Linked DNA regions of Homo sapiens: regions 1, 2 and 3 are each linked to region 4. Evidence: chromatin contacts called from ENCODE Hi-C data. All regions are on one chromosome and are shown on one strand. Each heading gives the region's core, a stretch centred on a gene start or an enhancer-like site at or near the end of the contact. The rest is flanking DNA. Distances are from core to core; before and after follow the strand shown. Region 1 holds the start of BBX (BBX high mobility group box domain containing). Region 2 holds the start of LINC01990 (long intergenic non-protein coding RNA 1990). Region 3 overlaps GAP43 (growth associated protein 43). Region 4 holds the start of CD96 (CD96 molecule).

Region 1 (5,881 bases), core at 2,945-5,444, 4.0 Mb before region 4:
CTAAAAATACAAAAATTAGCCGGGCATGGTGGCGTGCACCTGTAATCCCAGCTACTTGGGAGGCTGAGGCAGGAGAATCGCCTGAACCGGGGAGGCAGAAGGTGCAGTGAGCGGAGATTGTGCCACTGCACTCCAGCCTGGAGACAGAGCAAGACTCTGTCTCAAAAAAAAAAAAAAAGAAAGTGGCAAAATCAGGATTTGTATTAGGATTGTATAAAGAAGTCATATATGAATAAAGAAATAAATTATGTGTAGGCATACATTTAAACAATATATACATTTGTTTATACACATCTAAACACACACTTAAATTTACTTTCCCAAAATTATTTTATGTCACAAAAAATGGCCCATATAAAATAAAATTCAGAAAACAGACAAAGCCATGAGAAGGAGAAGTACGATAATCATGTAAGTTTAGTCTGTGATTGGTCATCAAATGTGAAAACAAAAAGGGAAAAGGGTCGTCCCTTTTTAATGCCATTTTGCCCAAGTAACCAACCATTGTTTTTATTTTCATAACCCTACATTATAAAAATTAAGTAAACTCCATGAAAGCTATGATTTTTTCTGATCATATTTTAAGTTTCGAGCATAACTAGCATTTAAAATTTCTTGGTATTTATTCTCAAATGAGGTAATAAACATTTTAAAAGTATTTCCAAAATGGTAAAATACTACATTAAAGTTAGCTCTAAGCCTCTTTTCCTTACTTAGCAGTGAGGCCCTACGGACCACACAGTAGAATGGAATTCTATTCTATCCCTTCTCCTAGGAGCAGGTAGTTTTCCTTTTCTGGCATCTGACATGCACAAGAGCACATGGAACCCTCTCAATAAATATTCTGCCAAAGAATATTGAAAAATGGCTTATGCTGGAACATGACGCCCAATGGAAATACGGTACCAATATATAATATGTGTTTAAAAAGGTGTCATTCTCTCAATCCGAAGGCCTGTGGACCTAACAATTTTCTAGTAGCAGTAATGACTCATAGGAAGTCACTGCAATACACTTTATGTTCTTCTGCATCAGTCTTGGTCAGTTAGCACCTTGCACTCTCAGAGGTGTCCAAACTGGAATGCAAAGTCCTGGGGCATGTGCTAAGACTCTATCATAGGAATCCACACTTCTATGGACTATAGAAGAAATTAAACTCTTATTTATTTTTTATCTCATGCTTTTAAATTTTGTTTTTGTAAATATATGATTTATAATAATAAATAATAATCTATGCAATGGTGCATTTTTTTTTTCTTTTTTGGTAGAGACAGTGTCTCTCTATCTTGATCAGGCTGGTCTCAAACTGTTGGTCTTGAACTCCTGGCCTCAAGCAGTCCTCCTGCCTTGGCCTTCCAAAGCACTGGGATTACAGGTGTGAGCCACGATGCCTGGTCCAGTGGTGAATTTTTAATGTGTACATGAATATACATATTGAGACTACATGCTCAAACATTTTACTGATAGCAATGTGTGATCTAAAAGTTTGAAGACCGTACCTCTAAATAATTCTGCTAAGCTAAGTGTAATTCAACAAAAATATCTTGTGACCATAAAAATATGAAGAATGTTTTCCTATGGTTGGAGGTTGGGGATAAGAGTGGGGAGTAGGATAGGCTTTTCTATTTTTCACAACATAGTTCTACTAGCAAATAATGCACAACACTTCACTCTGCAATTAAATGTAGCAACTCCTGTCGACTTTTTTTCCTTTTCAAAAAGGAGCACAGTGAAATTCTAAGAAAGTTTTTTTGGTTTTCCCTCCAATTCCCTCTTGCCTCTGAAGTTCATGATTTGGAGGGAAGGGTTGTCAAATTACTCAAAACCTGTGCTGGGTATTAAAAGTCCTCGGTTTAAGTTCCTTCTTCATTATCATTCTGTGCAATATGGAGCAGGCTATATAACTTGTCCCTGACTCATTTCTCCTATGGGTAAACTAGAGGTGATAATACTTAGCACTGACCTCAGAGCAGTGTAGTGTGGATAAAGAACATTTTGTTCCTTGTGTCAACTAAATGAAACTGCCATTAATAGACTTTTTTTTTTTTTTTGAGACGGAGTCTCGCCCTGTCCCCCAGGCAGGAGTGCAATGGTGCAGTCTGTACTCACTGCAACCTCCACCTCCTGGGTTCTAGTGATTCTCCTGCCTCAGCTTCCCGAATAGCTGGGATTACAGGTGCCACCACTACGTTCAGCTAATTTTTGTATTTTTAGTAGAGACGGGGGTTTCACCGTGTTGGACAGGCTGGTCTCGAACTCCTGACCTCAGGTCATCCACCCGCCTCCATCTCACAAAGTGCTGGGATTACAGATGTGAGCCACCGCGCCCACCCCTAATACAAACTTTGATATTATCTGTTTAAAATGCTGTGATTGGCTGGGCGCTGTGGCTCATGCCTGTAATCTCAACACTTTGGGAGGCCGAGGCAGGTGGACCACCTGAGGTCAGGAGTTCGAGACCAGCCTGACTAACATGGTGAAACTCTGTCTCTACAAAAATACAAAAATTAGCCAGGCATGATGGCAGGTGCCTGTAGTCCCAGCTTACTCGGGAGGCTGAGGTGGGAGAATCTCTTGAACCCGGGAGGCGGAGGTTGCAGTGAGCTGAGATCACGCCATTGAACTCCAGCCTGGGCTACAGGGTTAGACTCCATCTCAAAAATAAAATAAAATAAAATGCTGTGATTTTTTATATACTTTTCCTTTTAAAAATGATTTTTCTAAAAAAATAAACATCACATTTCTAAATACCACTTTGTTTTCTGAACTTTTTAAACTTTTCTGATTTTGTTTCTCTTTCTCCCTCTTACACAGGAGTGCTCACATGCACACATACACTCTTTTAACAACTTTATGGATGCGAGAGAAAAACCTTAAGACAGCATCAAGGAAATAAAAGGGGAACTGAAATAAGTTGCCCTAGTTGGGTTTTCTTTAAGTTTTAAAGCTACTTACCTAGGCCATAAAATCGTAGTGTTTATGTAATCTCCAAAATGTTTGTATTTGAGAATAATTCACCAACTCTTAAAACGGAAGGAACCCTAAGAAAACATCTAGGCCTAAGATAATGCCTGACACATAGTAGATGCTGAATAAACATTTAATTGAGGGAATCTGGAAAAGCTTCTTATTTTAATCTTAAAAATCAAAACCAAGTCTGAGCATTGGAGAGGTTAAGTAACTTGCTCAAGATTGCTCAGCTGGTTAAAGAGTTTAATCTACAATTTATTCCTTCTAATTTCCAGCTTTGACTTCTTTCCACCAACCTGTTGACTTATGTGTATTGAACTGTCTCATATAATCTTCTGAAGTTGCATTGTTGAAAAACAATCAGAAAGACCAGTCCTGAGGTTCATCATCTCCAAAAGTCATGCAACATATGATGTTCACATGAGATGTGAAATATGTAAAGAGTCATATATTTTTATATATAATATGCAAAATATAAATCATGTATATATTGAATCAAAGGTCTGTTTTGAAGGCTAAGGGTCAATAGCCAATCTTCCATGACTTATTTTACCTAACAGCACAGTTTGCATGTCCACACAGGTGATGGCAGTCCACTGACCAGTTAAAAGTTGTTTGGCTATTTCAGCAAAATGTTTATCTTTGTGTGTTGTTATATTGATTTTTTTGAATCTACCTACGAATGAGGCACTAACAACCTCAATGCATTAGAGTCCTGATAAACTTATCTTGCACTATTTTGGCCTATGTGATAGCTAACCCATTGACAAAAGAAATCCAAGGTGATAAAAGCCTTTCTTGGCCACTTGTTAGCCGGGTCAGGCTGTAAAATCGTAACACAATGCAGGCCTCTTCCATGGGGCACCAAAAGGCAGCGATGAAAAACCCCCCTCACTTCCATATCCAGTGGAGTTGTAGTTTATTACCATAACCCTCCCAAGTCAAAAGGACACCAGTTTCAAGCCTTGCAACTTGGTGCAGACAGGGGTTTTCCCCTTTACCCCACTCTGCTGGGCCTCTTTACCTGTCCTCTCCTACTGTCTACAGGTCCCGAACATTAGAAAATAGAAAATGTGATGATCTTTGTGTGTCTCTGTAAAATGTGTGTATGTGTGCGTGTGTTTGGGTGTAACGGGCCTCTTGTTTGGCTGCGCGGCCTGTCCGTCACTGCGCGGGCCAATGGCAGGCTGCCTTATATAAAATGAGTGTTTTCAGTCTCTCCGGGTTGCATGTACTGTATGTGGAGCAGTGTACAGTGAAGCGGAGGCAGAGCGGCTCCGCGAGCTTCTCTCCACTTTCCCATAGAGAAACCCTGACTGGCCGCTGAGGGCTAGCTACACACACGCCCTCACGCCCGGCGAGCCCGCGAGGTAGGCGCCCCCCATCCCCAGCCCTCCCTGGGCGCACTCCCCTCACTTTCTGTTTTCCTACTCACTTGCGAGCCGCCGGGCTGCAGCCCCAAGGACTCCGCGGCAGGAGCAGCGGCGGCGGCGGCGGCGGCGGCGGCGGCAGCCGGTAGGGTGGACTTGAGGAAGACGGAGGGAACCCCGCGCGTCCGGAGCCGCCGCCAGCCGGCCCGCTCCCTGGGCACTTTCCCCCTCCGCCAAAACTTTGGGTCGGGAGAGGTCGGGGGCGAGGGTCGCGGCGGCCGCGCCGGCTGGGGCCGGGGGGCGGGGGGCGCTGAGGCAGTGCCCTGCGAGCGGGAGGCTGGGGGCCGGGCTGGGGAGTAGTAGGCCAGCCGGTGCCAGGCTGCGTTTGCAACCAGCACCTCTCGGCACACAGGCAGCGCCGCCTGAGAGGGGCACGGGCGCCGGGGCGCGGGCTGGAGCGGCCCCAGGAAAACAACAACAGAGCCCTCACGCCGGCGGGCGGCTCGTGGCCGCCCGGGGAGCCCCAAACTTCATCTCGGCGAAAGTACGTGGAGCCCTGCCTGGTCTCGGCTGCCGGGGAGGTGGGGCCTGGGGAGCAGGGGCAGTGGAGGAAGGTACGAGGAGCCAGCCTTCGGTGGATTTATTGAACGTTTCGTCTGCGTTGGTGACCGGGAACAGCAGCCCAGTTGCTCGTTCATCTGGAGAGTTGGGATTTGGGTGTTCCGGCCCCGCAGATCAGTGCCCTCTCACCCCCCACCCCTACCCAAATGCGCGGCGAGTAGAGAAAGTGCTGTTTTAGTGCCAGAGTAGCCTGGAGGAAGAATAGGGGGAGAGGGGGAAGAGGGCGAGGGAGAAGGGGAGAGAGAAGAGGGAGGGAAGGGGGGGGAGAGAGGGAGACAGAGAGAGAGGGAGAGAGAGAACGGGAGGGAAGAGAGGAGGGGGAAGAGGAGGAGGGAGGCTGTGTCAGGATTTTGCTTGAATGTGGGATTATGTTGTGTCAATAAGTTTAAGGTGGAGAGAGCGAGGCTGAGGGTGGTGGTGGAGGGGAGGAGGAAGGCCTTGGCCGTTTAAAGTCTTATTTCTGAAGGTAAGTTACGGCTTTGCCTGGTCGCGATGACAGAAAACTTGCAGATCCTTTATCCGGGGATGGGGTCGATGCCTCTAGAAAGAGCTCCCTAGCCCTCTTAAGCCACACTCGTGTTACACTGTTATTTGCTGCGATCCGGGTCGCTAGTAAATTACAGAAATCAGACTCGAGGTTTCTTTTCCTCCTCCACCTCGTCTCGCTCACTCACCCTCTGAAATTTATTATCATATTTTATTTATTTTTTGGTATTGTATGAAACTTAACATAACTGAGACCGAACCCGAGTCCTGTAATTTACAAGGACCCTGAATCCCAGAATCTGGAACACGTTTATGTGTGAAATAGCCGCGATCATTTCTGCTAAATGAGGAAGGTAAAACGAAACGATGCAAAAAGCTAAGACACAACATGTACGACAGAGGGGGGGGGGGGGAGAGGGAGAGACAGAGAGAGA
Region 2 (6,405 bases), core at 1,341-3,840, 4.1 Mb before region 4:
CCAAGTTGTGCTATAAATCCATAGACTGCTTTCAATATTGAAATTATTTCATATTTTTGCCAATTTGTGGCAAAAAAATGTAAAAGACACTTTTGTGATTGGTCCTTGGTATAGTTTTGCTCCTTTAAACATGGACTAAAACTTGCCCATGCTCAGTGTGCAGGTCCTTCAACACATTTGAAGGTGAACAGTGCTGGTCCCTGACAAACTTAAAAATTGTTCAGGTTTATCTTTAGGCACAAAGAATAATCTGTGTTCTCAAATGCCATAGTGACCTCTGTCCCACGGTTCAACAGCTGTAGGGCTATCCATAGAAGCAGCTGGGCCTCTGGTTTCTCTTAGTATCATGAACCCAATATGGAAATCCTCCCCCTCAGATTTACTCACATTACTTCCCTGACCTTTCCTTCCTCTAATTCCTCCTCTCCCCTCTCAGATACAGATTTTATACTTTCCTACAAATGTTCTGACTTTAATTAGTATTCATCATTAATTTGAAGAGAGTCTATATTCTGACATCATGATATGAACTTTCCATGTTAATGAAATTTCTGACAATTTAGTGTGCTATTGAAATTCTTCCCTTCTCTAGTGGTTATGGTTGCATTTCTAAAATCTGTTATGATGTTGGAAGAATTACATTAAAAGTAGATATCATCAATGTTTTGTTCATTATTGTAATAAAATGAAAACATCTTAGTGTTGTGTTATAAATCCTATAATTAGTCTGTAATCCTTCCCTCCCTTCCAAAGGTATTTCAGGGATTAGAGTTTTTAATTGTGCGTGAGATTCATAAAGTAGGGGCACAGCCTTGTTACTACTATTACACATTTTTTTTCATTTGGATAATTTAGCCGTTATCACTTCAAAAATCTATTTAGAGATGACTATAATAGCTAGTCTCTACATTTTTACATTGGATTTTTCTTTCTTCCAAAAAAATTACTGCTCCACAAACCCCAAATATATTTTTAATTTAGGGAAAAAGTGCTTATATCTGAGAAAATGTGGATTTGGAGAATATATAGAACCTTTCCTCGGGAATTCCGAAAACTCAAGCGCTCTGGCTTACCAAGTGAAGTAGGTTTTCAGGAAATCCCAGCCCCTCAGGACTCTCGATCTGAACCAATCCCAGCTGCCATAGCTCCGCGCTCCCGGGATGGGGCTGTGTTGCCCACGCCTCGCGGCGCGGGCGGACACACACCCTGCTAGGACTAGCTCAGTCCTCCCAGTTTCCCTTCCGAGATGCCTCGGAATCTTTACCACGGTTATCAAACGATTCTGTGGATCAGTAGTTCCCAACTTCTAGGGACAGACGCCCTTTTAAAATTCAACGTAACAGACCACCACCCTCCAAACAGACTGTGATAGCCGTATTTTTAAATTCTCTACTGATTGAGAAAACTCAAAAACAATTAAAAACTCCAATAGAGCCTACAGTACTTTCAAATGACTGTATATTTTAATTATAGCATTTGCATACAACTGAGTTTATTTATCTATGCTGTACGCTAAGTTTAGGGGCAGGCTTGGTGCACAGATGGTTTCGCCCACCCTTTGCACAGGGCAAGCCCCCCCCAGGCGCCCAGGCTGGGAGGCCCAAGTCCCGGCAGCTGCTGCGGTGGACTTAGAGGCAGCAGCTCCTGCTTCTGCCCCAAACGTTCAGTGTAGTCGGATTCCCGGGGACAGCAGGGCAGTCTGCGCGCACATCCCCGGGGCATCGCAGGACACCTGCTGCCCCCTATCGGTGGTGAGAACAATAACCCGAACCCGGTTGGAATCAACTGGAAGAGGCCTTTTGAAAAAAAGAATATTCCAGGACTACGCAGTAGCCAGACGACTCTCTAAGAACATGGGTTTCCGCAGTCAGCTCCGACTGCCTCGTTTTAATGCAGTTTTTCGCCATTGTAGGAGAGCATGCTGGATCGAAGAGGACTCTGACACTGCTTCGGTGAAGGCGGGGAGTGGGGAAGGGGGGGTGTTGAAGGGGTTCAAGATACACCCAAGGGTCTATTTGTTTTCCACCTCCCTATTCAGCAACCCATCTGGTCCTTATGCAAAGCACTTGCCTTCTCCCGGGATGGGGACACACATCAGAGCACAGCGTGGTGTTTTCCCAAGCCCCCGAGGCACCTGTTCCCTCACATTACACCTTGAGGAGAGTCCAGTGACCTCTGCTGCAGAGGCGACAAAGGCTCCCTGGGAAGCCGGCCTCAGTGGTGTCCAGGAATGGCTTTCAAACAGCGTGTACTCCTGTGGTCCCTTTAATAAACATAGGACTATGCTTCAGAAAAGCAAAAATAAATGCCGAGAAGTAAAAGGAAGCTATCGGTTACCCCGTTACCTCTGAAGCCTGTATATGTGAAATTTTCTTCTGAGACCGAGCATTAAAATTTGCTTCCACTTGGACATAGCCAAGATTGCTAACAGGCTGGGAACGTGTGTGTGTGCGTGTGTGTGTGTGTGTGTGTGTTGCTACATACTCTGGGATTTCTAATTTTATTTTCATCACTTTCTCCCCGCTTATTACTACCCCCCCACCCCAATACACACACACTTGGCAGTATCCTAACTTCTTCACTCTTGTCCACATTTGTCTTGGCGCTCTGGGGAAGAAGGTAAGAATAGATAGACGAACGAAGGTGCGTGCAAGAAAGGAGGGAGGGGAGGAGGTACGGTCGGCTTGCACACCAGACTGTGCTTGTTTGAGCAGGAATAGTGGCGGGGTGTCTTCGAGAGGATAACGGAAATGCCCCACCACACGCCCACAGCGCAAGTGCCGGCGTCCCCAATCGGCCAGTGGCAGCAGCAGAACCGGGGTCCACTTGGCACCTCAGGGGCTCTCGCCCGTCCGCTCTGGGCGTCGGGCTGTCCAGTTTCCCTGGGAATCTGGGAGAGGAAGGAGGCTTAGCTAGCTCTGTTCTCCCTGCCAGTACGCTGTGGCGGCGGCCCCTGGCCAGGGCCCGGCCAACTCCCCGCTCTTGGGTGGCTGCAGGTGCCCAGTGGCCCATCCCCAGCGGGGGCGAAACGCCGAGCTGGCCGAACCTTCCACACGTCCAGCTCGGAGTGCGTCTCAGTCGCGCGGCAGAGGCCCCTGGGCCCGGGCGCTCTGGGTTCCCGCGGCCTGTGGGCGCGGTGCACAAGGGCGCGGGCGGGCGGCGGCAGCTCCCAGGCGGAAGGCGCGGCGGGGCCACGGTCACCGCCGCCGCCGCCGGGGCTCGGGCGGAAGCGCGGGCTCCGGGGGGAGGGGCTGCCGCGCCCCCGCAAGGCCCAGGGATCCCGGCCCCGAGCGGCTCCCATCCGAGCAGCAGCGGATCCCGGGCCGCCCTTACCCTCGCCGGGCAGGGATGAGCCCTGGTCAGGTTCAGCCGCAACCCCGCGCGCGGCGGGGCGAGGCCGAAGCCCACGCAGGTCCGCCCGGTGTGCGTCTTTCACTCGCACACACTGAGCCCCTTGCCAGGCGCGCAGGCCCGGGCTACGAGGCCGGCTGCTCCGCCGTCTGCCACCTCCAGGACCCAGAGCCGCCAGCCCTGGGCTCCCGGCAAGCTGTGACTTCCCGGATGGGGCCATGCTTTTCTTCCAGGACAATCGGGGCTCCTCCCCTCCCGGCGATCTTTCTAGGAGGCCACCTCCAGAGATTGCGAGGCGATTTCCTCCCTGCCGGTACCAAACTGTAACTCCTCTCGCTACAGACGCGGAGAACCAAACGCTGACTATTTGGCGAGGGACCACCACCACCCAGAAAAACACACGGTTCAGTGTGCGTTGATTGTTTGCATCAGCGAGTTCATGGCGAATAGAAGTTCTCTATTTTTGATAGCCCTGATTTTCAAGCGTTTTAAAAGTTACGTTCTGTTTTCTGCTTGGTCAACAACACGGAAAATGGAATATTGCTTTTTTTGTGATTCAAAATCAATTGTAGTTACAATGACTTTGAGAATTTCACGGCATCTTGTGAGATAAAATGGAGATGCGCACCTAGGTGAGAGTCACTGGAGTGGATTACGCAGTGGCCGGCTGGATCCGGCTAACAGTCTCTGAGGCTCATTCCTTTTCGTAATCAGCTCGCCCACTCTAGTAGGACTTTCATCTTTAAATTATTTTTTAATTATCATGAGGCTCTCAGTCTAAGATAGCAAAGATTGAGCGCCACATTTAAGCAGTTCTCTCAAACTAGCTTTACCTTTTTAGGGAAGTAATTCCTGGGCTAATCATTTCAGATCTGAGAACAAAAGAAGTTGCTAAAAAAAAAAAAACAACTTTTATTTACGCAGCAGATACTTATGGATCGTCTACCTTGCACCAAACGCGCGCGCGCACACACACACACACACACACAGTGAATACTGTGGGCTATACAAATAATATATAACATCTGTTGAATGATTAATATGTGACAGGCAATATACTTGCTACTTAAAAAGGATTCTATCATTTTACCCTCCCGGGGACATATGAAGTAGAGATATTATCATCCCTGCTTTACCTATGAGAAATATACGAGTCATGAAGTAACTTACTCTAGGTCACCCAGTTAATAAGTGGCAGGACAGGACATTACACTTTACGCCCAGTCTGATACAGAGACCTCAGCCCAACCTCTACAATGTGTCCTTCAGTCAGATCTGGGAATCTGTATATTTTGGAACCACCTTAGGTGAATGTGATAGAATTAGAACTTGAGAAGCCTTGATGTAATCAAACTTCCTCATTTTCCTGATCAGAAAACAAACTCAAAGAAGCAATTTTTCTGGAAACACACAATTGCAGAAAGAGATTCAGAGAGGCTGTTCCTGGTTTCTTGGCTAAGGTCCTTTCTACTATCCAGACTACATTGGCTCAGTCCAGGAGGAGTCAAAGAAGGTAAATAATTCAACAGTTACAAAAAGTGTACAGTCAAATCTTGATTATCCTTAGTTTCCCCTTCAAATTGCTTGCCTTCTGGATTTTTGACTGTTAATCTAGTTTCTCTCCCAGAGGGAGAGAGAAACCGTGTGAAACTCGATTATTTCATTTCTGCTCATGTTACCTGGTAAGAACGCTAATATTATAAAGGAAAATGGGGGCCAGGCATGGTGGCTCATGCTTGTAATCCCAGCACTTTGGGAGGCCAAGGCAGGAGGATAGTAGAAGTTCAAGACCAGCCTGAGCAACACAGACAATCCATCACTCCCCCCCCCGCAACCCCCAGCCCCACCCCCACCCTATCTCTGCAAAAAGAAAAAAAAATGGGCATGGTGGTGCATCCTGTAGTCCTAGCTACTCAGGAGGCTGAGGTGGGAGGATCATTTGAACCCATAAATTCATGGCTGCAGTGAGCCATGGTCATGCCACTGCACTCCGGCCTAGGTGTGGTGGTGTGCACCTGTAGTGCAGCTATTCAGGAGGCTGAGATGGGAGTGTTGCTTGAGCCCAGGAGGTCAAGGCTGCAGTGAGCCATAGTGCACCACTGTGTACCAGCCTGGGCAACAGAGAGACCCTCTCTCAAAAGAAAGAAAGAAAGAGAGAACCATGCAGACTACTGCCTTTTCTCAACAACTCTGAGCAAATTATTTCCTTTACCTAAAATCATTTGCTGATCTCCCATCCATTCTACAGGATAAAATTAAAATTAGACTTATGAAGAAGGCAGATAAAATATTACATGATATTACTACTTTTCATCACCCACAATTCTGCCTCTCATCAAACTTTAAGCAATACTAAACACGCTGTAGTCCTCTGCACATATAGTGCTGTCCCCTGCTTTGTGTTCTTGCATTATTCCCATCCTCTGCCTGGCCTTCCTTCCACACCTGTCTCTTGGAAAATGCCATTCATTTCCCAAAACTCTGCTCAGACAGCACCACACATGTGAATTTTCCTGACCCTCTGCTACCTCCCACAGAGCAATAACCTCGTGCTTGTGCAGCAGACCTCTTCTGTTCCTTACATAGTCTCTTTTATGGCTCTTAATCTGTATAATGAGTTGTTTCCATATCCTTAATCTGTATAAGGAGTTTTTCCATATCCTTCTCTTCTCACTAGAGCTCCTGAGGAATCTGTCTATGTAAACTTTGTTTAGTGTATCTGAAAACTTAGGAAAGAGGCTAAACTTACTTTAAATAGAATGTTACATTTTCAAATAATACCTTCAGTATGTTTAAAGCAATATGTCCATTTGTCATATACTACGGAATGTCAAAAAAATCTGAAAACAGAGGAAAACATAGTGTATTTATTATACTTTTTCACATTACCCCATTACTTTAAATTTAGAGGTATTTAAACTTCTGGAAACTTTTCTGGAGAATGAGGAAAAACATACTAAGCAGATTTGAAAATGTAACTAAAATAATGTTTAAATATAAGTACACACTGTTTCCTGACTTTCAGACACCTTGTAATCCGGGGACCTAACACTA
Region 3 (6,288 bases), core at 746-3,245, 4.1 Mb after region 4:
TAATAGAACCATTTCCTCATATATAATTTCATTAAAAATGCAAAAATATAAAAAACTATATACACACGTACTTGCGTATAATTTCCCTTTTCTAGTCTACAAGTATTATGGTAGCCCACCCTCAACAGTACTGAGAATGAAAATTATAGCAAAACTCTTTTGTATTAGTTACTTCTGTGTCATAATGAGAGTCTCAAGATAAATGAAAGGAGGGATGGATAAAATGATTTCTTATGATGGGCAAAGGTTGGAAGAAACATCATGTGGGGAGAGGGCAAAGAGAAAACAGATAAAAAGAGAATAAAAGAGGAAATGAGTGGCTTATGTGAGCAAGCGATGAGCTAAAGTGGAAGTGTAGGAGAGGTGAGTTGCTTAGGTCTAAGGAGAAAGACTGCTTAGGTGTGTGTTCACCCCCAGGACGAAGAAAGGAACACTGGGTGAGATTTTGTTCAACTACCCATAGTTACCACCAGATGGTGAAACTGATCCCGGGCCTCTTGGGTATTGATCAGTTTATGGGGAGATGGGGAGAAGACTATCTTTCACTTGTTAATTCATTAATTTCTTTCGCAAATATTTTTTCAGTACCTGCTAAGTCCCACGGACTATGCTAGGAGCTGCTGTTAAAATGACAAACCAGATAAGGTCACTGCCCTTAATCAACTTACAGTTGGGTGAGAAGCTATCAGGTACAAGTATGGCCCTAGAACAAATTAGTCTTTTCTAGTTAATAATCTTATGTGATGAGATTTGGCCTTGCTCCTTTGGTGACTTGCCTCAAGGAGCCCCAGGCAAAACCAATGTAACATATATTAATAATATATGAAATAATATATTTTGTAGACACAATTGCCTTATGTTGTCCAGGCTAGCCTCGAACTCCTGAGCTCAAGCAATCCTCCCCACCTCTGCCTCCCAAAGTTCTGGGATTACAGACGTGAGCCGCCGTACCCAGCCAAAAATGTTTATTTTGATTAGATGACTGGTATTAATCTGATTAACCAAAGAGACAAGGTATTACTAAATTCCTCATCCCTGGTAACATTTCCATGTTAGCTGTTTTCTATTTGTTTTTTCTTTTCCACAATGGTGCGGCCTAGAAACAGTTAACCTTCTTCGGGGTATTACATACCTTAGACATATAAAAAAGCTATGAGCATTCAACACTGAAATAATCATATAAACCAAACATACTGCACACTACTTCAGGGATACTCTGAAGCCCATCCTTAGACCCCAGACTCAAACAAAACAAAATACGATGTAAAGAACTGACACAAATCATCAGAGTTTAGAGAACAACGTGACGGGCAGCAGAGGAGAGGAGAGGGTTGAAGCAAACTTTTTTGGTTTTTTTTTCCTAAGTAGGGCTGGTTCTGGCTTGTCTTCCTTCTCCCCACTTTGCTTCTTACTCTTGGGCTTACAAACTGCCTGGTTTCCCTTCTCCAAGTCAGGGCTTCGTTTCTCTGCCTTGGCCTTCCTACCCCACCTTCTGCGTTCTGACTCCATGAGGCCCTTTTCGCGTCTCATTTTCTGCCTTCTTTAGGCGTTCCCTCGGCGGCTCTGCAGTGTGATCTCATCTCTTTGTTTCTCCCCGGCTGCCGTCAGTCACCGGCTCTCTGCGCCCCCACCCGCGCGGGCTCGCGGCCGTGCTGCGGGCGTGGCCTCAGCCGCTGAGACCCTGGGGACCGCAGGGCGTGGCGCGGCCTCCGCCCGCTGCACGGAGAGCCCCCCAGAGGCAGCGACACGGCGCTTGGGGTCCGCGGGGCTCCTCCTCCAACTCCGCAGACCTCCGGGGAGGCCTCTTGCTCCCCGAACACCCGGGAGTTCGCTTTCATTTTTAACGAATCTCCACAATCTCTTGTTTGGGAGATAATTGCTTCTTTCAGGGGCTTGGAGAACAAAAGCGTCAGCCCAGGGCCCCAGGTCTCTCCGCGGGAGGAGGGCACCCAGGGGCGATGCGCCGGGCTCTCTCCTTCGCCCTTCTTGGCCCGCTCGCCTTCAGCTCCCACCCGCAGCAGCAACCGCAGCCTGCTTCCGGGGACTGAGCAGCCCTGGGTCAGCCAAGGTTAAGCAGCGGGTGGGGAAGAGGAGAGAAAGCTGGGTCAATTGGAAGTAACCTTCTTGTACCGCCCACTTTTTCCTTGCTTGGAGGCGGCAAAAAGCACTTTAGCATTCTTCGGGCTGTTTGCGCCTCTTTCTCTAACAGGGCCAGGGGAGTGGAAGAGCGGCCGGCAGGAAGGTTTCTTTGTCAGCAAAAGCGGACCTTTGGAAACTAAACAGCAATGCTCTGTCTTTAGAAGACAGCACAGGAAGGAACAAACAGCTGAGGAGTGAAGGCCAGAGACCCCATTTGGAAAACAATGGCCTTTCATGATTATTACTATTTTTAAAAAGTTTTCTAGGCTTTTTCATTTGAACTTTCCATTTCTCACTATGAAATGCAGGTTCTATAGACAATTGCACACAAGTTTCTTTTTCGGGGGGGAGGGTAAACGAAGCAGGTGGAAAGAAGTGAGATGATTGTAGACGTGGCCAAATTTAGACTTGGTGTGAGATTTCCTCTTCGCTTGGAAACACATGGCACCAGCATGCATTTGTTCATTCATTCAATAATGTGAATGAACATTAAACACTACGATGTGATGGGCTTTGTCACAGGCTGTAAGTGGCTTCAGGTCCACATGAAAGGAGAGCGAAAAATTAAAATAAAATATTAGAGAGAGAGAAAAGGGAAGAGGGGCAAGGTGTCAGGCAGCAAGCTTCTTAGGGTCAGAATGGGTCCCCATCCCTAAAAGCTGATGACTGAAGAGACCCACGAGGGTAGACGAGCTGTAGAGAGACAATACTGCATCTGCCAGTGATGAGTGTAGGAAGCTCATGAGGGTTAGAACCTTCCCTCTCTGTTTTCTGACCTCTTTTTCTTTTTAAATAGGTTGAAGCCAACTGTGGTAGAGGATAACAGTGATTCGCGTATCTTATTTATTTATTTTTAGCAGCCCCCTCCCCCGCAACTAGGACAGTGAGTTCCATTCAGATTTTCAACACAGCTAAAAACTTGGCTTTAAAACTTGTGAAGGGAGACATTTCTTTAGAATCTTTCACTTTTTTCATCGCAGAGGCTTTGGGGGAATGTTTAGCTTTTTGCTGAATCATGAAGGGTTTGTTACTGCATTCTGAGAGGGTAGGAATTAGATGCCTAAAGGATGGTGTCTGCTTTCCTGTTGAGGTGGTTTATTTAACAGTTCATAGAGGCATGCAGGTCAAGTCATCCTTAACTGTACAGAGTCAAGGGTATTGCCACATGGGAGGCTGGCCAGCGGAGAAGTTTGGTGCTCTCTCAGTTTGGAGATCCTCATGTTGTATACATATTCCAAAATTCCCAGTAATTATGTACCTATAATTATATACCTATAAATACCATTCCAGATACTAGAATAAGATCACAGATAACTTCTTAGATGTTTCTTTTCTAGAGAAATAGGGAAACAGAACATATATACATTTGCACACAATTCAAACTTACACTTTGAATGTTTGTCTTAAATCTCCTAGTCAACTCCCTTAATGTACAGACAAAGAAACAGATCCAGAGAAGTGAAGAGACTTTCATAAAGTTGGAGTCAGGTTGGGATATGTCAGGCCTGGCCTTCTTGCTGCTGATTATTTCTCTGAATTTTATAATAGAGGCACCTCTGAAACTGTCTGAAACTTTTCATTTAAAGAGATATTCAAAAAGAACTGTAGATTTCTCAGAACGGGTGTGTTTAGTCTGAGTGTTGTGGGCCAGTATATTTCATCATTGAATGTGCAAAAGATTTGTTAAAATGGAGATATTGGTTCAGTGGGCCTGGGCGGGGTGACAGTCTGCATTGCCAGCCCAAACTGCCCTTAGTGGTGCAGATGTTGCTGGTCCACATGTGGAACGGCTAGGCTGTAGACAGCATCTGTCCTCCTTGCCTTTCCTTCTTGCTGAGGGAACAGCCCTGGGGATTTAAGAAGCCCTTTTTGTTTCTGTTGCCAGGTCACTGTGCTCCCTTAGCTAATCTCGATAGCTTTCACTGCCTTGTCTTCATCCAGATCTAAGATTGTTAGAAATAGTCCCTAGAGACAGGTGTCTTGAGCTGGAGGGTGTGATCCTTTGTATAGTGACTTAGCACCATTTAACTTGGTTCCACAAAATGTTTCTTTCACACATAAGCAATTTACTCAACTCAGATTGTTAAAAAAAAAACTGTTTTTCCTTCCACAAGTGTCCTCCCAGCTGCAGCTCATTGCACTCCCTTGCAGCTGGGAGTGCAGCTGGCATGCTGCTAGCTCACTGGTCTGGCCCTTCCACTGGAACCCAGCAAGTTTTCTGTGCTTTTTTTCACCACTCTCTTCTATCCTGCACTTCTGCATGTGACGCCTAGATTTAGCTGTAAGTGCCTTTGTGCAGCATCTGAGTTGAGCAAGCTGCTAAGATATAACTGGGCAGAGGTTCTTCTAAGGCAGGCAAACTTCAGTGTCACCCAAAGGGTGGTTTGACTTGGCTTTGCTTTGTCAAGCCCACCGGGCTTTGATATGACTTTGTTTTTGTTTGTTTGTTTGTTTGTTTTTGTTTTTTTGAGAGGAATCTCGCTCTGTCGCCCAGGCTGGAGTGCAGTGGCGTGATCTCTGTTCACTGCAAGCTCTGCCTCCCGGGTTCACGCCGTTCTCCTGTCTCAGCCTCCCGAGTAGCCGGGACTACAGGCACCCGCCACCAAGCCTGGCTAATTTTTCGTATTTTTAGTAGAGATGGGGTTTCACTGTGTTAGCCAGGATGGTCTCGATCTCCTGACCTCGTGATCCACCCGCCTCGGCCTCCCAAAGTGCTGGGATTACAGGTGTGAGCCACCGCACCCAGCAATATGACTTTGAATCGCAAGTTTGGCTTGGGGAGAAACTAGGGCTTTTTTTTTTTTTTACCTGGGAGCTGTCAAATTGCAAACCACAGGGCATGCTCACAAGAGAAGTGGGAAGATAGGGACCATTTCATGAATTTCTCAAATGCCAAAGCAATGCATATTTTCTTAGCTTGATAAGCAATGGGAATGTCTAAAGTTTGTTTTTGGTGGGGGTCGGGGGGAAGGGGAAGGGCATATTGTAATGAAACCACAATTCGATTTTAGCTTACTGTGATAAAATATGTTGCACAGAGTGGAAGACAGACTAAGGAAGAGAGCTTCTTAGATTGAATGTTATAGTGTTAGCTTTTATTGTCAGTTTTAAACCTTAAAATATGAGAATAGTACTTCTAGGTAGAGTTTCTGACATTTGGTAAAAGGAGAATCTTCGTCTAGGTCCTCCCTGCATACCCACTGCACTATCGCCACCAGCTACTTCTGTTATTGCCTTGATTCTCTGCAGTGATTTAAACCTTCTGTTGTATGTTTCTTGGGTGCTTCCATATCTTCCATATCATGGCATAGTCACTCAGATGCATACTCATTTACCAGAGGCTGCAGAGGTATCAGGCAACTTTGGTTTGTTCAGCTTACCGGGTTTTGATATGACTTTGAATTGCAAATTTGGCTTGGGGAGAAATTAGGGAATTTTCTATGTAGTAACTGTCAAATTGCAAACCACAGAGAGAGTTGGCTACTGGATTTTTCTGGGAATCATTTATTCCTAGTCTTGGGTATAATTCTGAGCTGATACAGTAATATGGGAAATTCTTGGTTTCTGAGAAGTAAATCAGAATCCTGGTAAGAGTGGTGACATCACCTCTTGAACTCAGGAGAGTCTCCAGGACTTTTTATGCAGCAACACATCTGTAAAGCTCCCCATTGTTGGAGTTTCACTAATTTGGTGCTCTGTACATCCCTTTGGGCCATGTGACATCACTTATGAGAGGGTTGTGGCATGTCTCATAGTGTTGTATATGTCAAGTAGAAAGTTATTTTCATTGACCTCAAGACTGCAGAATTAGACAATATCTCCCTATTTTTACCCAATTTAGCCAAATTCTTTCATTCAAAGATTAGATTATTATTAATCCCTGAACGCAGGTTCATAGGAATTAATTCAAGAGTCGTAAAATTTGCTTGCCTGGTTTCCAAACTAAATAAAAGGGAATTTTCTTTCTTTGATGGCTCCAAAGGGTTCGGTGTTTCTCCCTGCAGAACCACAAAGTGGGAGGTGTGCTGCTGCTTTGTACCATGAACTACACAGTCATCAAACATATACATTTTCTCCACAACCTATGCTGCATAAATAATATGATACTTTCTGAGTATCATTCGATTCAGAGCAATTTGTACGGCATGC
Region 4 (6,594 bases), core at 2,797-5,296:
ATCCATTTAAATTTTCTTTCTTATCCATTTAAAATGGTTTCATGTAATGAGCAGATATTGATGTTGTAACTGAAAAAGAAGTATTAAACTAAAATTAGTCTTTCATGGATGGAATTCGGCATGGTGAAAATGGTGATAAAACAGATTGCTATGCTGAAAGTCTCATGAAATTCTTTTTCATTACATGCTAACTCATAAAACTCATAAAATTTGAGTGAAAACCAAAAGAACTCTACTCTGATGAAGGCAGGACTGCTAGCTGTGCCATAATAGGTTATCTTTCACATCCATCAAAAATCTATTGATCATTTAATAACTGCTCCTTGATTAGGGTGGTTCTTCCAGCAAGAATCCAACTCTGTTTGTTTTCCCTTTTTCCTAATTCTGAGGCATGAAACTTTATAGGATATTTTGATTCCATGCCCAATCGTACATCTCACCTTACAGCCTCTTTATTGGTAATGACCTTGCTTTCATCATGCTTCGCCATGCCAGTCAGCCCATTCTCATCCTAAAGTGCCCAAAGAAACATAAACTCCTAACAAGTCTTCTGTTTCTCTGTTCTCCTTTCTTCCATTCATTTCACACACGCCCACCCAATTTATCCTTTTAAAATGTTACTTTAAATATATGACTCATATGCTGAAATATCTTTAGGGAGTCTCTCTGACATGAGGAAAAAACCCACACCCTTTAGCCTAGAATTCAAAGCTCTTGGACAGCTTTGTCTGCTCCAAGTCCCCTAATACAGCCTCTGCTAAACCGGAATAGCCCACTCACTAAATGGCCTTGAACTTCAACACTGTCAAGTGTTGGCTCTTCCTGTTTCTTCTGCCTGGAATGACTTAGCTTGCGGTTTCTACCAGTCTGACGCCTATAGGGCCAAGTTTAGATTCCATACTTCATATGCTCTTGGCCCACTCTACCCCTAAGATAACTCCCCCTTTGCTAAAATCCTGCCCTACCTTCTCATTTGGGCTGTGCTTTATGCTGCTTGACTTTTTTGGTGCACATGGATGCTTCCTCCCAGCTAAATGGTAACTGCCTTAAAACTGAGGGTTGTGTTTTATCTTTGGTATTTTAAAATTATCTAGAACTATGCCTCTTCAGTAATCTCTTAAGAATTGACATACAGCAAGTATTTTTTAATTAACTGAAACCTTAACCATCATGTTTTCTAAGCATTTTGGAAAACATGCAAAAGTATAGCACTCCCATTTTTATTTTTAGTAAGTGTTTAAAGATAAGTAAGTAATATTTGAGTTAACCATTATGAAAACCACAAAAGTAAGTTTACCTTTTGCTCAACTTCCTGTTTCTGAAAATGTCCTTTTCTCACTGAGTGTGTTTAGCTAGAGCATTTAAAAAGTTTGTCCAAAACACACAATCATGGCTTGCCTTTAGCAGAAATAATGTGTGTTCCTGCTTCTCTTTGTAAATAATTGAATTTGCCTCTGCAGTTCAAGAAGATCACGATTTCTTTTTGTGTGTGAAACTGACTTGCTTCTGTTTTCTCCTTATGTGCAGCAGACTATAAGGCAGAAGAAACCCTGTGCAATCGGGATATGGTGGGTAGGGAGGATAATAGAAGAGATTGACATGACTTCCATAGAAGAGTTATTTTTAAGTATAGAGAACGCCTGTCTATCCCCATGCTGAAAGAGCCTTTAGAAAATATTACCAGGATTGAAAGGCGGTGGGGGCAATTCCCATCACCTGGGATAGCCGTGCCAGTCTGCGGAGTGTTGCTGCCACCTGCTGCATGCAAACAGCCATGGAGGGGCTGTTGCCTGGGTCTTGCAGCTGCAGGACACCCGAAGTGTAAGCGTTCAGTTAATATTCTGTGGCCATGCATCTGAAATTGTTATACTTTCAGAACCTGTGTGGATCCCAAAGAAAAATTAATCAAATCTGATGGCTTCAGGCCATAGAAGTTTCTAGATATAAGAATCATTAACTAAGCCCTGAACAATACACAGAAGACAGATTTGCCGTATAGCCACTAAATGCATGGCTCAGGTAGCCCAACCCCAATGAGAGGCAAGAATTCTACTGAAAGTAAGTCTGTAGCACTGGAAAATAAACGACCATTTCCATGTTTCTGAGTTTACAGACTTTTTTGGAACAACTGTTTCACTTTAATACAATAAAAGATAGGAGAAGTCTAAATACCCCAAAGAGGGTATTGTTCTTAGAGAATTCAATAAATGTATATTTGAATTGGTTTCTACTTAGGTAAATTCCTCTTAATATGAAAAATGGAACGAGATCATAGAATCCCTTCTCCAGGCTTGTAATGTGTCCTGATTTAATAGGGACACCAACGTGCAAATCAGGATCTTCATAGTGCATCTCCAGGACTATTTTTGCTGCTATGCTTCATAAAACTTTGATTTACTAGAATTTCCAGGGGCAATGGGAAGAGATGAAGCTACCCAGAGCAGTTATGTCTCTTCCTGACCTTCTATAAAGGACTTTGAGTTCCCAGGCCTTCCCTGGAAAATCACTGTCAGTACTACCTGACCCAATATCCCCAGTGACCTGAAACTCATGGGAAGTTGGGAAGGGGTGATAATAAAGGTTTGGGGAGCACTGGACTAGGCAAGCAGTAACTACATCTAAATTCTGCAAGAAATCATTAGCTGAGGAATACTGAATAAGTATGGCAATTATCATGGCAAGTATTTGCAGTGGTGGTATAGGGGGTGATCTGGACGTCCAGGAAGACAGTCGCCCTTGTTTATTTACATGAAAACCTCTCTTCTCCCATCTAAATTTAATCTCCTGAATGGCAAAAGCATTTCCTTCTGTCTTAGCATCGTCCATATTCACCACGAGTCCTTGCATAGGAGAGATTGGTGTATACATGATGACAACCTGACGAAAATTATCTCCACCTCACCTGAAAAGAATTCCCATCTCAGGATTACAACTGGCCTTTTCATTTGTCTTTGGTCTTGCTAGGTGGTACGTATATTCTAGTAATGAGATTAGGGTCACAGGATATTTTAATCATTCATACGGTTGTATGAAGACACACATGTTTATTTGTAGTTATTCTTTGTCCATCAAACTTACAGTAGTCCTCAGTCTAATGCTTGTTTTCTTAATGTTGGAGGGTGATGACAGCCTATTTTATCTCAGGCTGAAAAACTAATACAATTAAATCAGAGAATCATAGCAGGGAACAGTCATCGTGTTCTACGAATAGCCAGACATTTTTACCAAGGGGTCACTTTCCTGAAACCTGTTTGCGGTTCTCTGTAAATAGAAGTAACTAGGCAGATGTAATAAGCCTAATAGCTCACTGAGGTGGGAATTCTCTGCCTTTGGATTCTGATTGTTACTGCCTTGCTTTGGCTTAGGCATGGATAAACTCTTCTGTGGTGAACAAAAATGGCCTCCAGCCAACCTGGTGGGAGACTTCCCTATCTGACCTCCAACCTTCCCTCGTCTTCCCAGACGAGGGGTAGAAAAGTAGCCCTCACTCCTCCACTCCCAGGAAATGTGCATTTCCCTGCAAGAGGAGAGACAATAAAATTTGGTTTGATAGCTGACACTATTCCCTGTTACTTTTCAGATTTTATTAAAATTAAATGTGTTAATTCTTTGTTCTTTCACCCCAGGGCAATTCTGGAAAGAAAACATATCTTAAGATTGAACAGAAAAACTATTATGAAAAACACCAAGCTCACATTTGTTAAATGACTTTGTGCTCTTGAAAAAAATGTATAAAAAGCACATTGCCAACTGCTCTGCGTGATATCCTTTGTTTGGATTTTAGACGCAGCTTGACTGACACAGAGATCCTGAATAAGAGACTCTTTGGATACTGAAAAGTCTCTTAAATAAGGTGATACACAAATTTCAGAGAACAATTTCAACATTGTTCTGTCGAACGTTATACTCAGTCCTGAACCACATTACTTTCCTGTCTACGTTTCATTTCCTGGGGGCTTGCCAAGTGATAAACAGACCCAGGCGTGTGTGGTAGAGTTCGGGTTTTTTAGCACGAAGTGGGTGGCTGGAGTTTGCTTGAAAACATCAATTGACTTTGTGATCATTACAGAAATGCTGGTGTAAGGTGTTCAGAAGACAATGGAGAAAAAATGGAAATACTGTGCTGTCTATTACATCATCCAGATACATTTTGTCAAGGGTAAGACTTCCAGTTGTCCCTTCTTGTCGGATGGGCCGCTTTAGGGGCGGATGGGGCCTCTGTTCATTTAAAATGCCTTGTGACTGCTGCTGAAATTGATCACCAAAGGACAAATCATTACTAAGGGTTTCAGTTATGTATTTAAGCGGCAGGTATAAGAGAGATGCTAGAATCTAGAAATGATTACTAATGAACACTAAAAATAAGAAGGGAATGGGTCATTTGTGCCACTGCTCTGAGGCATTTTCACCCATTTCCTTTCTAACAGGATCTCTGGAGTAATTGGCAAATTGTGTTTCTTGGAAATGAAATGCTCTCCAAATGGTAGCCAAAACAACTGCGGAAAAATTAAAAATTACAAAGCCATCAACGCTCAGAGATCCTTGTTTAACTTTTTTCTCTCTCAAGTACTCTCTTTCTTTTGGATATAACAAGTATTTCTCATCCAAATACTAAGGTCTTTGGGAGTTGAAAACACGTTGAATTTTAATGAGGCATGTGTAGGTATGAACCTGGGAGACAAAGTGGAATCCTTATGACAGTGGGAACGAGAGCCTAATGGGCCTATTTAAAAAGAGAAGGAAGCAAGATTAGTTCTGTATTCCACAGTATGAGAGTATCATAGTAAGCCTGAGTGTCTTAAGAATTAACTGTGCTTTTCAGACATAGCTATGAAAATATTAAGGAGAATTTCTAAATCAAAAGAGATTTGGAATATAATGCTGTAGATAGGATCAGAGCCATATTTTCAGGCAAAGGATAGCTCACAGGAAGTTACATTAAACTGTACTAACCTCTGCCTACCAAACTTTTGCATCCACAGAAGTATGATAATTCCCATTTGTCAAGTACTTTTACTTTTAAGAGGCTTGTTTCTTCTCAGTTGCTTGTCATCTTTTTATCTTTTCCTTTTGTGAGCTTCAGTGGTACTTGTCACAATAATATATATCATTTCTGTAACAGGATTCCATGTTAATTCTAAAACTGAGGCCAACACTATTGAAGGCATGTCACAGTCTCAATGCTTAACACATTTTAAGTGTCCTGTATCACTCAGTCAGACTGCTGATGGGAAAGAGACTCTACTTATGTCTAGTATTTCAGACCATCGATTAGAGGTGATACTAAGTGGAACCTCTACCTAAGGTTAGATGAGGTCCTTTCAATCCTTGTATATTGAAAGTGAAATTTCTTACTCTAATCAACTAGACTGAATTTGGGAGACAGTTTGGAAGTTATGTGGAAGGAAAATAAAATAAAATAAGTAATAATAAAGTTTAAAATAATAAGCATAACATAGGTAATAGTTAACATTAAGTATAGGTTACTTAGAAGTTATATGTAGGCTAAGAAATTTAAGTAGCCCCTCCCAGCATTGCTAACAAGTTGCAGCTGTGAGCTTATCTCAACCTTCCAAGCTTCTTGCCTGCCCCCAGACCCCCACATATTTCTGTAACTCCTGTTTTACCTTACCCCATCTCTGTCTAGCTTCAAGATTGACTGGTTAAGATAACTAAATTGTAAGTTTTCTCAGAATTGTCACGGGTTAAATAATTTACTGTCTTTGCCTGAAACCTGTATCCTGCCTTGTTTTCCCACCTCAAACGACATATAAGCAAGCCTGCTTTCTTTGTCAGAGTCAGCAGCCATTTTGGGCATGAGTCTGCTGTGGGCCTGGATGCCTGAATTAAATAAAGTTCTCTTTGGTCTCTAAAGGTCTCTTTGTCTTCCTTGGCTGGAGTTTTACTGTTATACTTATGAGGGTTATAGAAAGACCACAGACTCTGGGCAACTGAATTCATTCTTTTACTGGAGGTGTGACTTTTTTTGTTTTGTTTCGTTTTTCGTTTTTTTGAGATGGAGTCTCACTCTGTTGCCAGGCTGGAGTGCAGTGGCATGATTTCGGCTCACTGTAATCTCCGCCTCCCAGGTTCAAGCGATTCTCCTGCTTCAGCCTCCCAAGTAGCTGGGACTACAGGCGTGCACCACCACGCCCAGCTAATTTTTGTATTTTTAGTAGAGACGGGGTTTTGCCGTGTTGGCCAGGATGGTCTGGTTCTCTTGACCTCATGATCTGCCCACCTCAGCCTCCCAAAGTGCTGGGATTACAGGCGTGAGCCACTGCGCCAGGCCTGGAGGTGTGACTTTGAGCATACTGTTTCATCTCTCTGTGGCCCAGTTTCTTCCTCATAAAAAGGGGTTAACAACATCACCTATGGCGTGTGAGGGGGATTAAACAAGATAAGATATGAAAGGCCCTTGTAAACATGTATTTTTCAAAGAAATTGCTATACACATATCATTTATTTTTGCAGTTTCAGAAAGCATCACGTGTGTATTATATTCAGCTGTCGTTTTATAACCCAAAAAGCCAATTATATTAAACGTAAGAAGAATCGTCATACTAAGTTTGCTGGTGTGCTTCAATTTTCAAA

The links. Hi-C counts contacts between places; a loop is a spot of excess contacts on that map. Pooled maps may share reads with other maps.
Region 1: a loop to region 4 is called in a map of naive thymus-derived CD4-positive, alpha-beta T cell, with 7 times the contacts of the local background. The contact joins the promoter of BBX here to the promoter of CD96 in region 4. A Hi-C loop is called at or near these places in 3 of 168 maps with a recorded cell type or tissue (CD4-positive, alpha-beta memory T cell, CD8-positive, alpha-beta T cell and naive thymus-derived CD4-positive, alpha-beta T cell) and 10 of 50 pooled maps.
Region 2: a loop to region 4 is called in a map of naive thymus-derived CD4-positive, alpha-beta T cell, with 8 times the contacts of the local background. The contact joins the promoter of LINC01990 here to the promoter of CD96 in region 4. A Hi-C loop is called at or near these places in 1 of 168 maps with a recorded cell type or tissue (naive thymus-derived CD4-positive, alpha-beta T cell), 1 of 37 single-sample maps with no recorded cell type and 3 of 50 pooled maps.
Region 3: a loop to region 4 is called in a map with no recorded cell type, with 5 times the contacts of the local background. The contact joins the enhancer-like site here to the promoter of CD96 in region 4. A Hi-C loop is called at or near these places in 2 of 37 single-sample maps with no recorded cell type and 3 of 50 pooled maps.

Annotation. Positions count from the first base shown.
Region 1 is chr3:107,518,768-107,524,648 of GRCh38, forward strand. It overlaps BBX (BBX high mobility group box domain containing), which reads left to right and starts at 4,195. Exons shown (of 18, transcript NM_001142568.3): 1 at 4,195-4,340. RefSeq lists an enhancer at 3,812-3,861 and silencers at 4,262-4,571, 4,602-4,691, 4,802-4,871.
Region 2 is chr3:107,428,340-107,434,744 of GRCh38, forward strand. LINC01990 (long intergenic non-protein coding RNA 1990) reads left to right here and starts at 2,591. Exons shown (of 3, transcript NR_110039.1): 1 at 2,591-2,619. RefSeq lists a silencer at 3,137-3,386 and an enhancer at 3,597-3,786.
Region 3 is chr3:115,656,901-115,663,188 of GRCh38, forward strand. All of the region lies in intron 1 of GAP43 (growth associated protein 43), which reads left to right. Among named protein-coding and RNA genes, the nearest start is that of GAP43, 37 kb to the left of the region's middle. RefSeq lists enhancers at 891-1,763, 1,764-2,635 and silencers at 1,557-1,786, 1,967-2,036. Within about 2 kb of position 1,996, at least 35 of the 41 ENCODE cell types and tissues checked have a DNase peak (open chromatin) inside an H3K27ac peak, as active enhancers do.
Region 4 is chr3:111,538,151-111,544,744 of GRCh38, forward strand. CD96 (CD96 molecule) reads left to right here and starts at 4,047. Exons shown (of 14, transcript NM_005816.5): 1 at 4,047-4,159. The coding sequence starts at 4,099. It overlaps LOC105374039 (a long non-coding RNA gene), which reads left to right. Exons shown (of 3, transcript XR_001740846.1): 3 at 3,785-3,853.